2 separate regions of the Mus musculus genome follow, and region 2 is linked to region 1. The links are chromatin loops, found by intact Hi-C in ENCODE. Cell type or tissue: left cerebral cortex. All regions are shown on one strand. Each heading gives the region's core, and the rest is flanking DNA. Links, peaks and the distances in the headings are about the cores only.

What was found. A loop is a pair of places that touch in the nucleus more often than their neighbours do. Peaks named below come from ENCODE experiments on the same cell type or tissue, not always from the same donor. Only the 100,000 strongest peaks of a DNase experiment are listed, where the experiment ranks them.
Region 2: a loop joins it to region 1, with 2.7 times the contacts of the local background. A loop is called at or near these places in 1 of 42 quality-filtered maps.

The regions. Positions count from the first base shown.
Region 1 is chr13:97,762,061-97,770,401 of GRCm38, reverse strand. No RefSeq gene overlaps it. Among named protein-coding and RNA genes, the nearest start is that of Rps18-ps4, 15 kb to the right of the region's middle. In left cerebral cortex, for the core only: no CTCF peak of the experiment used is centred there; DNase peaks (open chromatin) are centred at 1,918 and 3,416; H3K27ac peaks cover 1,953 bases.
Region 2 is chr13:97,652,582-97,660,922 of GRCm38, reverse strand. No RefSeq gene overlaps it. Among named protein-coding and RNA genes, the nearest start is that of Gm34087, 34 kb to the right of the region's middle. In left cerebral cortex, for the core only: no CTCF peak of the experiment used is centred there; DNase peaks (open chromatin) are centred at 3,746 and 4,061; H3K27ac peaks cover 1,624 bases.

The DNA.
Region 1 (8,341 bases), core at 42-8,041:
TGATTCCATGAAGCTTAGATGCTATGAGCCCATCACTTAGAATGTCTCCGTGGTACAAGGGAAAAGCAAGAGAACATAAGAGACTAGTGAAGCTGTTGTGGTCATTATGAGGCACAATTTCAACATTTTTATTATTGTGTATATATGCACAATGTTTAGGCACATGTGCCATGGTAGCCTGTGATAGAAACCTGTGGAGTCAAGTTTCTCCTGCCATTTTTATGTGGGTTCCAGGGTCCAAATTCAGGCTGCTTGGCTTACAGAGCAAGCCCTTTACCCTCTGAGCTATCTCACCAGCCTGAGCATACTATTTTATGGTTGACTTACTCATAAACAGAAGTGTATACTTCAAAATGGCAACACAAGTACACAGTAGTAAATACTTACGCCAGTGGCAGCCACTTCCTATTATCCAGTGTTAGGCACTGAACAAAATCGCTGATGTTATATTTTCCATGACTGGCAGCTCAATAAACTCATCTACATCAGCATTTCTACAAACATGTGAGCAACTCACTGTTCAATGATCCCAGATGACTGCAGCATCACTGTGTGGTAATCGGTTTCCAACACCATCACCGAGACCACTGTCACTTATATGGTCCACTGTTAACCTAAAGCTTGCTTCTATAAGGATCATAGTGAGGAAATCTAGGGGATACACATCACATTTAGTTTCTTGTAAAAAATTTAAATTCTCCAAGAAGCACATATCTTTGATTGCCACATCCAAGTGAGTCTGCAAATCAAAAACAAACAAACAAACAAACAAAAAACTATGCATTTCCCTACCTCCACCACTATAGTATAAGGTGAGTTTGTGCAGTGTATGAGAAGACAAATAGAAGAACAAACCACGAGGATGCCCTGGAAAGCCAAGTCCCTATCAGAGTGATTTGTCTACATCATTGCAGAAGGCATTCGCCAAGGCTCTGGCTGAGTCTTTATAAACATAGTCAACCCCATTAAAGTCAACTCCCCACCCCACCCCCCAAAAAGAGTCTAAGGTATCAATGTGCACATCCTTTTACAAGAGGATGACCTGCCTCCTCCCCCCACTGCGTGTCCAGATGAGCTTCAGAGAGCCACTCTCCCATAGCTTCATGTAAGTCATCAGAGCCTGCCTCATGGAGATGATGGAGTCATATAACTGTTGCCTCCCCAGCCTGGGAGAGTCCTTTCCTTATAAACCTTGCTGGCCCACTCCCCACTTCCTATCCTATTGTACTCCCTGTCTGCTGTGTAAACTAGACACTCTACATTTGAATAATCCTATCACCAGAGAGGAGCTTAGCTCAGTCTAGCCACAGACTTAAAAGTACCTGCAGTTTTTTTGTTTTGGAAAATCCATCCATGTCTAGAGAAATGAGCGCCCCCCACCCCCATGAACTCCTAATAAATATCTGCAAGATCTCAAGGAGTGAACCTTGGCTGACCCGCTGGTGCACATCTTTGAAATCCCTCCCTTCCGCACTTTCTGGGGAGCCAGGAGAGGGGATCTGAAAACCCCTTGAACATTTTCATGAACCATAAATTCAGAGAACTGTTAGTTTGGGGATTTGAGGAATAGATGTCAGGAAGTAGTGAGGAATAATCATGAGTTGGGTCATTTCATCAGGGCCCATTCCCAAGGGTTTACATGTGTTCTTTGCCTGTATCCCCAGTGGATCTGCATTTCCTGCTGGAAGGGAAGAAACCAAGTCAGTATTCAACGTACAAGTGATATTAATCAAAACTGTATTTTAAGTGACAGCTCGGTAATGTGGGGAGAGCCCTATCTCTCACCGAAGACCTATTTTGTCTGTTTGAATGTGAACAGAAAGTGGCATGTATCTTCCCTTCATGAAGAAGCATCTCATAAATATATATTCCTTTCCCATCTGGCACATCATCTTCTCCGCCTTCATTAAGTGTGCGCTCTCAGCAACAGCTTGCAGGAGCTTGCAGGAGCTCTAAGACCGAATCCGTGCTATTTTAACAATCCAAGGATCCAGCCTCAGTTCAGCATTCTTACTTAAAATGGACAGATTCTGTGACTTATGATTATAAAGACGGGAATTCTGGGCCTGATGAGTTGATTTCATCATCTCTCTGGGATAGAATCAATGGGAGATAGTAGTAATTAGGGAGAGAAGAATTAATTCATTTATGTCCTGTGTAGAATTCATGGGCTGCAAGTTTTGGGCTGTAGCCTAGAAATAGAGTCCTCTGGTGTTTGAACTTGTTTATGTTGGTCAAAATATGACTACAGAGGAAGAAGATTAAAATGCTTTTGAATACATTCCAAATGCATTTCAGACATCAAAAGGAGTCCATAAAACAAAATCTTAATGATTTAATGTAAATGAACCAGAAACGACATACTGTATTTTCTTTAGATGTGCACTGGATTTAAATTAAAGGGAAGATGTTTAAAGATAAGTTGTCTCATTCTCTCTCTCTCTCCTCTCTCTCTGTCTCTCTCTGTCTCTCTCTGTCTCTCTCTGTCTCTCTCTGTCTCTCTCTGTCTCTCTCTGTCTCTCTCTCTCTCTCTCTCTCTCTCTCTCTCTCTCTCTCTCTCTCATATTTCCAGACAGGGTTTCTCTGTGTATCTGAGTAGCCCCGGATGTCCTGGAACCCACTCTGTAGACCAGGCCATTTTCAAACTCGGAGATACTCCTGCCTCTGACTCCCAGTGCTGGGAATAAAAGCATGTGCCACCACTACCATCCAGCTAAATTGTCTGATTATATTGATCCAGAAATGTTTCTAAAACTGATCTATGCTGGATAGAATTAAAGCAGAATAGCTTACTTCCTTAAAAAAATGCAATTACTGGTTATATCGTTTAACTCACAAAGCCCTACCCTAGCTACTGTTTTATTCTTATAGTGTGTGTGTGTGTGTGTGTGTGAGAGAGAGAGAGAGAGAGAGAGAGAGACAGAGACAGAGACAGAGACAGAGACAGACAGAGACAGACAGAAAGAGATACAGAGAGACAAAGAGAGAGACACAGAGAAACAGAGAGACAGACAGAAACAGAGAGAGACAGAGAGAGACAGAAAGAGATACAGAGAGAAAGAGAGAGAGAGAGATGTGCCTACAGAGTCCAGAGAAAGGTTTTTGGATCCCCTGGAGTTGCAGTTACATGCCATCACGAGCTACACAACATGGATGTGAGGACCTAATCAGGGCCCTTGACAAGAGCAGTAGTCATTCTTAACCACGGAGCTATTCTCAGCTCCTAGCATTGTCTAAATACAGAGCATTTTGCTCATTATTAAGAAGAAGGAAGCTACCATGGTAACAAGACAAATCATTTTTTCACTATATATGGATTTATTGTAACAATGGAACATAAAGAGTGGTAAGTGTGGGTGTCAAGAGAATTGCAAGGGCCTGTGAAGGTGGAAGCTGCCAGTTGGAGGCCTGTGGGCTGAATCGACTCCACCCGTGGGGTTTCTTGGCTTAAAGAGCACAGTGGTTTTTGATTATCTTCTAGGGTTTAAAACTCAGGTGTAGCACTTTGACGATTTATGATTCCTACCTTTTCTGAACAAGTGGAAAATCTAGCTGATTCCAAGACCCAACTCTTGCATGTTGGCCCTAGCAGGAGCTGAGTGCAGGCTACCTCTTCAGGGAACCTGTTCTCTCTAGTTTGCACAGTCACCTCCTCAGGGATGGCCATCATTCATGTCATCTCCCTGGCCCTCTAGGCTTTGAGGGTGTGGTTCATATTGAAGAAAATTGTAGAAGACAACACTCCCAGAAAACCTTGGCCTTCTTCCTGTCTGCTTTGTGTTCTATACATAAAAAGTATAGACCTCATGACCTGTGAAGTTCCCAAGTACAAATTCTTCATTCCGTTGTCAGTCCCTTGATTCTTCTAGCTTGTTTGTCATGGGCCCTCTCAGGAGGATCACAAGATGCCCCCATCTCCTGTAAGTACGTTAGCTGTTCATACAACTGCTAAAAGAGATGACCCTTGCAAACAAAATTGTACTGCAGAATTAATTATAACAATTAATTATGACAACTAAGTCTCTTTGTGTTGGGAGCTGTATAATTCACTGGGTTTTAAAATATTATTTCTGGGAGTCTTTTGTAAATACAAAATAGCAGTTGGTTCGATTGCCTCAAGTTTTGTGTTGTTTAAGATACTGCCCTAGGTAGAACCAGATCATGAGATCAAATAATGGCATGGACCAAATTCTTATATGATAGAGACATTCCAAAACAAAACAAAACCCCTTACTTAAGTAAACTGTTTATCTGTCATAAGCAGAAAGGAGGTTGAAACATGTACCCAAATAATCATGAAAATCCATCGTTATCTGAGAAAACAGTTGCAGCAAAACTGCAAGCAGAAATATGCCATTTCATAACAGAGCTTACCAATTTATAACCATGATATAAATAACATAGCTAAGTCTGTACAATAATGTGTAACATGCAACCAATTAATGAATGCTGGGGTTCTCAGCCTTTGGAGACTGCATGACCCCTTCACAGGCGTCACTTAAGACCATCGGAAAACACAGATATTTGCATTGCGGTTCCTAAAAGTAGCAAAATTACAGCTATTAAGAAGCAACGAATTAATTTAATGGTTGAGGTCACCATAATATGTGGAACTGTATTAAGGGGTTGAAGCATTAGGAAGGTTGAGATTCACTGAATTAACGTGCAACAAGAAAGCCTCTAGTTACATCCTCTCTAGTCATTTCACACAAACTAGGGTTAGGACTTATGGCGTGTATTTCTATATGACATGTGATTGTATTTTGTGAGAACTAACATGGTGCTTTAAAAAATGGTGGTACCTGGATTCTGTCAAAATTCACTAAATTTTTGACAGTTCTATTCAAATATACACTATATTATGATTATATTCACCTTCCATTTCCATCTGTTATCCCCACCTTCCTCTTGGAACACATTTTTCACCTTTTAAACATGATTGAGATCCAATGTTTGGCCACGAACCCCGTCTTCTCTAACTACAACTGACACAGACCCGGCTCATCATTACAGTCAGCATGTGTGAAGGAACCATCGGCTCCATGTGCCTCCCTGACCCTTCGTGCTCTCAAGCATTACCACGATTGCCTCTCAGAGAAGGTCTTGGAAATGCCTCTTGCTACCCACTGCAAAGTTCAGCCATGGGGACGTCCTCAGTGTCCCTTCTCAGTGACAGTTCTAGGGGCCTGGACCCAGGATGTGCAGAAGGAAGCATGCCTCTGAGGAGCTTAGACGTTATGATTTGCTCTTAGAGTTGATGGCTCTCATCTGCTTCTTGGTTCCATATTTGCTCAACAAGTATTATTGGCTAGGCCCTCTAGATGAGATACAGCTTCTGAGGTCTGACATTTAACTCAGTCAGCTATGTCTCAGTGTCTTCTGCAGTGGAGAACGAGCCAGTCACAGTCGTTTGTCACATCTCTCCTTTTCATTACACTGCTCATGTATGTTCCTGCTTATTGACATCACCCATACTGACTTAAAGCTACACATTTTTTTCTATTTCTGAAGATAGAATGCACTTCACAAGAACATTTCGTGGATGGTAGTCACAAGGAAACTTGGATATTCTTTTCTTTTCAACCGAGTTGAACACATTTAATAGGAATTTTCCTTTTCTTCCCTTTTTAGGGCAGAGTCTCATGTAGCTCGCCTTGGCATGTAACTAGCTATGTAACTGAGAATGATTTTGAACATTTGATCCTCTTGTGTCTTCCTCCTGAGTGCTGAGATTACATCCATGAGCCATGGTACCCTTTTCATAAGGTACTGGAGGGGGCGTGTCAAATCCAAGGCTCTGTGCACACTAAGCAAGCATTCTAGCAATTGAGCTACATTCATAACTCTTAAAGTGAAAGTTTCAGATGGATACCTTATTTCTTAATGGAGACAAGCTTGCTGCTTTATCATTTTAAATAATTTGTTCCATCCCAAATGGAAAATTTACTACTTTGTCATGAGTAGTTTGTGGTGTGCTGAGATGGCCTATCTCGAGGAAGATATTTTCATTGCCAGATCACCCCGGGAGCTCAGGAGACAACAGCTGTCCAGAGTTACAGACGGGTTTCTACAAGGAAGGCCAAAGGGTTTGGCCGGTGGGGCTGCCAGCCAACGACTCAAATAAGATAGCACGGGGCAGCTGAAACGCTGCTCCTGGCATGACATCATGGTGGGCAGAGTGCAAGAGTTCTGATGTATGTGACTCAGCCTCCTCAGGAACTCAGGTCTCTGTAGCCTTTCTAAAATGAGGCTCTTTGTGCATCCATAGGCCTTTCTAACAAAGGAGTCTTTCAGGGTCTTTTTATAGCTAAGAGACCAATGGGAAGAAAGAAAGTCACAGGAGATTTTAGACATAAGAAAAGCCAAACGAAGCCTAAGAGAGGACAGTTCTCCCTCCCTTCTCTGGGGGTGACTATTTGCGATTCAGTGTGTTGTTATGACACTGGCGGACCCCAAGGTCATAGTGAATGGAAATCTCTAGGGACTTGTTGAAGATAAGCTTTGCAGAGACGTGAGGTTCTCAGGAATCTTGAAACAAGCCTGTAACTCGGGAGAAGAAAAAAAATCTATGAATTTGAGCCTTCAATTCAAGAGTTATTTACACTTAAGTCCATGAATGAACCTTCCAATAAAAGTCACGTGGTACGGGCAGTTGAGACAAAAGTACAAAGCCTAGAAGCAAGTTTCCTACCACACAGCATGAACAGGGAGAACACAGGATTGCATCTTTGCAACCTACAGCCCCAGCTTGAACCTGTGCAGCAGTCTGGCGGGCTGCCAAGAGGTAACCTTAATTTTTACCCTTGAGTATAAATTAGTCCAGCACATGGGCAAGGGACACTGGAAACTCAGTGCGGACTCAGCCCGCCTGAATCCCACCATATACTGCAGCCAGATCTCTTAAGTTCACAGGCTAATTATCCTAACTTCCTGCAGCGGGACTCTCATATGCACATAGGCTGTGTGACAGAGATCGGTGAAATACTACTGAGATGGCAGGCAAGTAAAGGGTTATATCAACTCCAAACTCTCAGATAGAGTTGGTAATTTTATAAACGTATTATTCATTTTTTTTTCTCACAGGGCAAAAGGCAAGCCTAAGACACAGAAAATATGTTGTTCTTTATTGGAAAAGGCTGTTGAGTAAAAATTATTTTTATGACTAAGTAAAGGAAAAAAAATTTCAACCTAAAACTATTTCAGAAGCATTAGGTTAGTCCATGTTAAGTATAATTAGATTAATTATTGACTTGATCGAGAATAAACTAAGTTACCATCCTGGAATTGTTAACATTATTATTTCATGGGAAATGTCAGAATAAAATTATAGCTGGAACAAAAAAAAACATGGACATGGAGAATAACCTTGGTGCCACTGGGAGGCTGTCAGCCTAGTCTGAGGGGTCTCGGTAGGTGAAGCATGGAGAGCAAGGTTAGCCACAAAGCAGGCGCCAAGCACAGTGCTTCTCAACCTTCCTAACGATGTCACTCTTCAATACCGTTCCTTATACCGTGGTCACCACAACCAGAAAATATTAAATTGCTACTTAGTAACTGTAATGTTGCTACTGTCAGCCATCTTGATGTAAATTAGACATATATATATATATATATATACATATATATATATATATACATATATATATATATACACACATATATATATACATATATATATATATATATACACACACACACACACACATATATATATAGACACACATATATATATATCCCTTAAGGGGTCATGACCCACAGGTTGAGAACCACTGGGTCAAGGATTTGGGGTGTGGTGTGAAAAAAGCATCCACTATTTTTCAACACCAGAACTGCACAGTGGTGGCTGCAGCCGAGGATAGTCCCACAGTGCTGGAGCACAAGCTTGGGCTGCACAGACACCGGGCTGGATCCTAGATGTTAGACAATGGTTATCATGGCATTTTAGACTAGCTCTCTGTTTCTCATACAGAAATCAGAACAGGTGAGTAAAGGCTAAAGGTGATCTGAAGTCAGGGTATGTTGTCAACTGGAGGGGAGGGGTAAGAGGAAAGCCGTACAAACCGCACAGATGCCAATCTACTGACATCCTGTGTAGCTGGGCTACGAAGCCAGCAAGCCCTTCCACAGAAAGTTGTAGAGAGGGAAGTGTGCAGAGCGAGAGGTCAGGTTAAAGACAGCTTACGTTCTACAAATTAAAGCTCTGGATGGCAACCAGTTAGCCACAGTGACTAAAATGGCAACGTGGGGCGTGTTAATAATGGAGAATCTCAAAGAATGTCACAGCGGCAGAGGAGACTGAGAAATGATGGAGGGTAATCAGCTGAATTTACATGGCTGGGGC
Region 2 (8,341 bases), core at 21-8,020, 110 kb after region 1:
GGAGGTCAGGCTAAAGAAATGAGCAAACATTGCAGAACCTGAAGATCAAGGAGCCTAGCAGCTTCAGGCTTCATAGAAGAGGAAATGGGTATGGGGGGGATTGGAGTCCAGGGGGCCAGGGGGACCTATGTGTAAACAATGATAAAAATGACTGAGACTTCTGATATGCCAAAATACTTATAAACACAATAATTTTCACATTCTAATTCCTGTGATGTCTAAGTCATTTACTAGAGATGAAAGCTATCTCATTCCAAGCAAAAGCGCGGACTTGAAAGATGTGATGTCATTTATATTTTACTCACAAAATGAAAATAAGTTAATCAGCCTCAAGGGCTGTACTCCTGTTGTATCTAAGATGATCTTGAATAAAGAAAAATTCACTATAAAGTCAGTGTGGGCCTTAATAAACTTGCAACCTAGAATTTCTTAATAGGGTATCATGGGGATATTTTTAAACTTTTTTTGATTCTTTGTGAATTTTATATCATGCATACAGTTCCACATCATATCAGCCCTCTGCCCTTGCAACCTCTTCCTCCCCCAAGCAAGACAGACTAAAAATAAAATCTTGTTGTGAAAGCTAAAGTGTCTCGCAGTGTGTTACACAGTATATCCTCCACACATCTTTACTTGCAAATGTCCATTGCAATGAGTCATTGATCTGGTTTGAGGCCTCTGACTTCCACCATACTCTCGATGCTTGATCCTCATGGGAACTCCTCTAACACATTCTGTTGATGCCCTGTGTCATGGAGATCCTGTCGTTTTAGATCCACAGGACCAGTCCTTTCCGGAGCTCCAGCAGATCATAGATGGGACAGATGTTGGGGCAGGGGTGAAGGAGGAAAGGCATCTCTCCCTTGTACTGTGGGCATCTTACTAAGTTATTGCTCATGGATGTAAGAAGGAGAACTATAATCCAGAGGATGCATTGCCTCGGTGAATGAGAACAGAAGTGTTTGGAGCGTTTCAAAGGAAATAAAATTCTGGAGTTATTTATAGAAGAATGAAGTTGGTGCCATCAGAAAATAGAGAAGTTATCTGTTAGAAGATAGAGAAGAAGCAAGTGAGACTCAGAATGGAATTAAGTAGATTGAAGAGAGAGCAGGGCCAAAGTAGAAAGGACAATAATGAAGAACCGTGACACCAAACAACTGGGCTCTGTGTCTATCATCAGGCAGACACACAGACAGAAATGAAACCACACAGATAAACGTAAGCTCTCCTTTAGAAAGCTGGGTCTGTTGTGCCTGGAGGGCCTGAGATTCAGAGTTTGTCATCTACCTGTCATCCTCACCACAGCCCTGATGGGTGTGGGCTCTCATCCTGGTGATATGTAACATCAATGTTCCTGGAAGAACATGGTCTTTTAATCTGCTCATGAGAGATCTTCACAGCTAGTGCTGAGCTGGTTCTGCAGGTCAAGTTGTCAATTTGTCAGGAAAGTGTTGCTATAGCTCAGTTCTGCTACAGATCATGAACCACTGGGTCTTTGAAGCTGCTATTACAATAAACAGTAAAGCAGCCCAACTTCTAAATGCTTCATTCCCATATTTGTGTGTGTGTGTGTGTGTGTGTGTGAGAGAGAGAGAGAGAGAGAGAGGGGGGGGATCAATCTATGGTACATACATGTGAGTGTGTGCACACATATGTAAACCTGCAGATGCCATAGGAGAACATTGAGTGTCTTCCCCTAGCTGTTTACCTTATTGCCTAGAGACAGCACTTCTCACTACGTTAATAGTTAGCCATTTTGGCCTGGCTGACTGACCCACCATTTGCCTATCTCTACTTCTGGTGCTGGTACAGGCACACATAACCATGCCCCAATTTTTTATTCTTTTTGTTGTTTTGAGATTTTTGATTTTGAGGTGAAGTCTCACTATGAAGCCTCAGTTGTTCTGGAACTCACTGTGTACACCAGCCTGGCATTGAACTCACAGAGATAATCTTGCCTCTGCCTCCCAAGTACTGAGATCAAAAGCATATGCCACCATGTCTAGCTCTGTATGGTGCTGGGGATTCAAACTCAGGTCCTCGTGCTTGCAGAAGAAGCATTCCTGCTCCCCTGTGCCCCTGTCCCCACAACTAGGAGAAGTCAGGTGAGATTACCCACTTTTTAAAACGTTTATTGTCTTTAGAAACATAATATTAGAACTACAGCCAAGTCTTAAATGCCATGCCTACCTCGACAACAACAGACCAACTCTTAACCTAGCAGGCTTTCCAGATCCAGTAAGAAGGGACAGTGACGAGAGATAGGACATGCAATCTCAGAGCAGCTCATGTACCCAAGGCAATCACAAACCCTTTCCTCTGTCTCCTGTGCCTGAACCTCTAGGACATTAAACAACTAATATATGCTCTTCAAGGTTTGTCTGCACACGTTTGAACAACACCAATTACACAGTAAGAGAAATATGATTTATTCCTAAAGCCACACTGATTGAGAATTCCATGTAGATTGAGACGATGATTTTTTTTTTCTGGAAAGACCTGAGGAATTTGGAGTGCCCAAGTTCCCTTGTGTATCACTGTGTGCTAAATACCTCAAACTTAAAAGAGACGAGTAGTATTAAGGTGTGACTGGGATAGAGTACTACTTGCTTAATATGTATGAGGCCCTGAGACTGATCCCTAGCAAGAGAGAGAGAGAGACAGAGAGAGGGGGAGGGGGAGGGGGAGGGAGAGGGAGAGAGAGAGAGAGAGTCAGACAGACAGAACTGAGAGGGGAGAGAGGGGGAATAGGGGAGAGAGTGAAGTAGAGGAAAAGATAGATAAACACAAAGAGAGAAACAGACAGAAGAGAAAGAAGGGGAGAAAGATCTTAAAGACTTGAGGGCAAATACAGGGTCATAAGTAACACTGAAATTTCCCCCAAACCAAAGATCAGCACACATTTCACAAGGGGGATTCTATAAAAAAAATTGGGGGCAGACACAAGATACAAAAGCTCTACCCCAGGGAGGTTTCGTTTGTAATTTTGGCAGTCATGCCCTGGTGTGGTTTGCAATTGCTTTCTTTACATGTTGCTATATTCCCTAGGTCCCATCAGAGCCTCAGAAAATCTGATGAGTCCACACAAATGTAGATCTGCCTTTGACAAGTGAAGTCAGGGATGGAGCCTGTCTGTCCTCTCCGTGGAGATCCTGAGGTAGAAGCCTGAAAAAACATGTTATTGTCAACAACTATTGCCAGCACGGAGGGTGGTGGCCTTCTATAATGGTAAATACAGGTGGCCCTTAAGGAAAAAAAATTTTATTTTTGATGGAACCTTCTGATGATGAAGATACACTGCTCAATGACCTTCCCACTAAGAAGTAAGACCCATCTCTCTCCTTCCTGTGGCTCTGGGATGATGCTGAGCCTTCTTTGACCAGTGCAATATAGTGGGACTAATGTTACACAACTTGCAGGGTCAGGCTACACGGGGCCAGACAACCTTCATCTTTCTCACTGGAATGGTTAAGGGATTCCAATTTACTTGGGGAGACGGTACAGAGGTCTCTAATGGACCCTTGGTGCCAACCCAGCCCAGGAGCCAGTTATTCAAGTGAAGCCCCTGGGTGAGTCTTATATCCAACTGGTCTATGTCCACCTACATGAAGTACCAGACACTGCTGAGCAAGTGCAAGTCATGTCCACCGCATCCTACCCACACTTCTGTCCCGTGGAACCTGTGGAGTCCCTGCCTTTGCAGTGGACTTCAGGCATAATTTGAGAGACAACAGTAGATAACTGAAATGTAGGCCACAGTTGTGATTCAGTCACCTTCCTTCTGCTTTTCTGATGTTCACATTTTCTGCTGTATTCTTTTATTCAAACCTAGAACACTATCTTGGTTTAAATATGTTATCATGTGTAACCATCTGTGATGAAAGTGTACAGTTTGGTTGCATCTATTTCCAGTGAAATGAACACTTGCTGAAGGTACATTGATCAAATTTTAAGTCAGCCTGCATCGTAGTTTGGATTTCTATTGCTGTGAGAAGACAGAAATTTCTGTCCACAGAAATTCTTATAATGGAAAACATTTAACTGGAGCTGGCATATGGTTTCAGAGGTTTAGTTGATTATCATCAGGGCTGGAAACAAGGAGGTGCGTAGGCAGATGTGGTGCTGGAGGATTGAGAGCTCTACATCTTGATCTGAGGACAGCAAAAGGAGACTGTGTACCACACTGGGCAAAGCTCTAGCATGGGAGACCTCAAAGCCTGCCCCATAACCCCACAGTGACATGCTTCCTCCATCAAGATCACACCTATTCCAACAAGGTCACACCTTCTAATAGAGCCATTTCTTATGGGCCAACACATAAGTTCGTGAGGGTCATTCAGATTCAAACCACCACAGCCCATGAAGGATGGAGTCAGGGTACTGGTCTGACCAAAGCTCAGAAAGTTTGACATGTCTCTCACTCTTCTGAGGAGGTCCTTAGGCAGAATCATGCTGAAATGGCCCATATATGTTGACCAATGATCATTAAGACAGGATGAAGTACCTGACGAAAACCTCAAACTCATTGACAGTTCGTAGGCTACAGCAGAGCAAAGATGAAGACTAGCTAATGAGATTTTGTTCTCACTAGACAGGCTGAAAGGGGCAGACAGACACATATGCATGGGGTAGGAAAATGCTTGAGAGTTGACGGTAGGTGGAGATATGTAAAGGGACTAGAGAAAGCAGTAAGTAGAGTTCTAAGAGGGCAAGAGTCCTGTGAAAGAGCAACAGGGTAGACAAAAGTTGGGAGTAAGCAGGGGCTAGCAAACAAGAGGAAGGGCAGCCAAGTCTATTCCTGGCGTCAATATCAATGAATGGATGCCAGTTGCAAAAGGAAGTTAGAAGACCCATGGGGCAGCATAGTGAAGCTTACCAAGTCTTCGTTCAATGACATCACACTCCAATATAAATCTGTTGTAATGAGAAAATACATATCCAGGTGGACAGTGAGTGCATTATGGTTTGGTTTGGTTTGGTTTGGTTTTTAACAGTTTGTAGATGTCAACTTAGGGCTGAAGCACACAGTGTTCTTGTTTCCTACCAAGTCTTCTACATAATATAGTCATATTATGTGAACACTAGTATAGATTTACTTCAGATGCTATCAGGAATCCTGAGCTCATATATATATATATATAAAATTAGGTATTTTCCTCATTTACATTTCCAATGCTATCCCAAAAGTCCCCCATACCCTCCCCCCCCACTCCCCTACCCACCCACTCCCACTTTTTGGCCCTGGCGTTCCCCTGTACTGGGACATATAAAGTTTGCAAGTCCAATGGGCCTCTCTTTCCAGTGATGGCCGACTAGGCCATCTTTTGATACATATGCAGCTAGAGTCAAGAGCTCCGGGGTACTGGTTAGTTCATAATGTTGTTCCACCTATAGGGTTGCAGATCCCTTTAGCTCCTTGGGTACTTTCTCTAGCTCCTCCATTAGGGGCCCTGTGATCCATCCAATAGCTGACTGTGAGCATCCACTTATGTGTTTGCTAGGTCCCAGCATAGTCTCACAAGAGACAGCTATAGCTGGGTCCTTTCAGCAAAATCTTGCTAGTGTATGCAATGGTGTCAGCGTTTGGAAGCTGATTATGGGATGGATCCAACATAATCCAGTACATAAACAAACTCAAAGACAAAAACCACATGATCATCTCGTTAGATGCGGAGAAAGCATTTGACAAAATCCAACACCCATTCATGATAAAAGTCTTGGAAAGATCAGGAATTCAAGGCCCATACCTAATCATGATAAAAGCAGTCTACAGCAAACCAGTAGCCAACATCAAAGTAAATGGTGAGAAGCTGGAATCGATCCCACTAAAATCTGGGACTAGACAAGGCTGTCCACTCTCTCCCTACCTATTCAACATTGTACTTGAAGTCCTAGCCAGAGCAATTAGACAACAAAAGGAGATCAAGGGGATACAAATTGGAAAGGAAGAAGTCAAAATATCACTTTTTGCAGATGATATGATAGTATATATAAGTGACCCTAAAAATTCCACCAGAGAACTCCTAAACCTGATAAACAGCTTTAATGAAGTAGCTGGATATAAAATTAACTCAAACAAGTCAATGGCCTTTCTGTACACAAAGGATAAACATGCTGAGAAAGAAATTAGGGAAACAACACCCTTCTCAATAGTCACAAATAATATAAAATACCTTGGCATGATTCTAACTAAGGAAGTGAAAGATCTGTATGATAAGAACTTCAAGTCTCTGAAGAAAGAAATTAAAGAAGATCTCAGAAGATGGAAAAATCTCCCATGCTCATGGATTGGCAGGATCAATATAGTAAAAATGGCTATCTTGCCAAAAGCAATCTACAGATTCAATGCAATCCCCATCAAAATTCCAACTCAATTCTTCAACGAATTAGAAAGGGCAATTGGCAGATTCATCTGGAATAACAAAAAACCTAGGATAGCAAAAACTCTTCTCAAGCATAAAAGAACCTCTGGTGGAATTACCATGCCTGACCTAAAGCTGTACTACAGAGCAATTGTAATAAAAACTGCATGGTACTGGTATAGCGACAGACAAGTAGACCAATGGAACAGAATTGAAGACCCAGAGATGAACCCACACACCTATGGTCACTTGATCTTTGACAAGGGAGCTAAAACCATCCAGTGGAAAAAAGACAGCACTTTCAACAAATGGTGCTGGCACAACTGGCGGTTATCATGTAGAAGAATGTGAATTGATCCATTCCTATCTTCTTGTACTAAGGTCAAATCTAAGTGGATTAAGGAACTCCATATAAAACCAGAGACACTGAAACTTATAGAAGAGAAAGTAGGGAAAAGCCTCAAAGATATGGGTACGGGGAAATTTTCCTGAATAGAACAGCAATGGCTTGTGCTGTAAGATCGCGAATCGATAAATGGGACCTCATAAAATTGCAAAGCTTCTGCAAGGAAAAAGACACCGTCAATAAGACCACCAACAGATTGGGAAAAGATCTTTACCTATCCTAAATCAGATAGGGGACTGATATCCAATATATATAAAGAACTCAAGAAGGTGGACTCCAGAAAATCAAATAGCCCCGTTAAAAAATGGGGCTCAGAGCTGAACAAAGAATTCTCACCTGAGGAATACCGAATGGCAGAGAAGCACCTGAAAAAATGTTCAACATCCTTAATCATCAGGGAAATGCAAATCAAAACAACCCTGAGATTCCACCTCACACCAGTCAGAATGGCTAAGCTCAAAAATTCAGGTGACAGCAGATGTTGGCGAGGATGTGCAGAAAAAGGAACACTCCTCCATTGTTGGTGGGATTGCAAGCTTGCACAACCACTCTGGAAATCAGTCTGGCGGTTCCTCAGAAAATTGGACATAGTACTACCGGAGGATCTCGCAATACCTCTTCTGGGCATATATCCAGAAGATGTTCCAACCGGTAAGAAGGACACATGCTCCACTATGTTCATAGCAGCCTTATTTATAATAGCCAGAAGCTGGAAAGAACCCAGATGCCCCTCAACAGAGGAATGGATACAGAAAATGTGGTACATTTACACAATGGAGTACTACTCAGCTATTAAAAAGAATGAATTTATGAAATTCCTAGGCAAATGAATGGACCTGGAGGACATCATCCTGAGTGAGGTAACCCAATCACAAAGGAACTCACACAATATGTACTCATTGATAAGTGGATATTAGCCCAGAAACTTAGGATACCCAAGAGGATACAATTTGCTAAACGCATGAAACTCAAGAAGAACGAAGACCAAAGTGTGGACACTTTGCCCCTTCTTAGAATTGGGAACAAAACACTCATGGAAGGAGTTACAGAGACAAAGTTTGGAGCTGTGACGAAAGGATGGACCATCTAGAGCCCATCTTTCTGATGGCACCATTGTCCCTACTGACTTCACACACAACTGTAAGTTCCCAGGAAGCAGCAGCTATGACTATGTCACCCTTGAAGAACATCTAGGAGGTCCCTTCACCTTCTCTTGTCTGGTTTCTGTAAACCCAACACAAGACCATCACAGGATGGCCAAGGAAGAGTCACAGGAAACCTGGACCGTGTCTCTAAGCCATCTTTCGGTGACAGCCAATAGCTATCAGAACGGAGATGGGCTGCTTGAGCCCACAGAGAGGTTGAGAGGAAGTCTTGTGGAGTCAGCAGTCAACATGAAGAGAATTATGGAGAGATGAGGATCTGAGCTCATACTGACACCTCAGAACTTAGACCAGCTCATCTCCAAAGAGTTCCCATAAACAACATCCCAACACATCCATAAAATAGCCTTGGCCTTCCACCAGAAGGTTTAGATAAGTGTTACTGGAGCTGAGGCTGGAACAGAGAAATG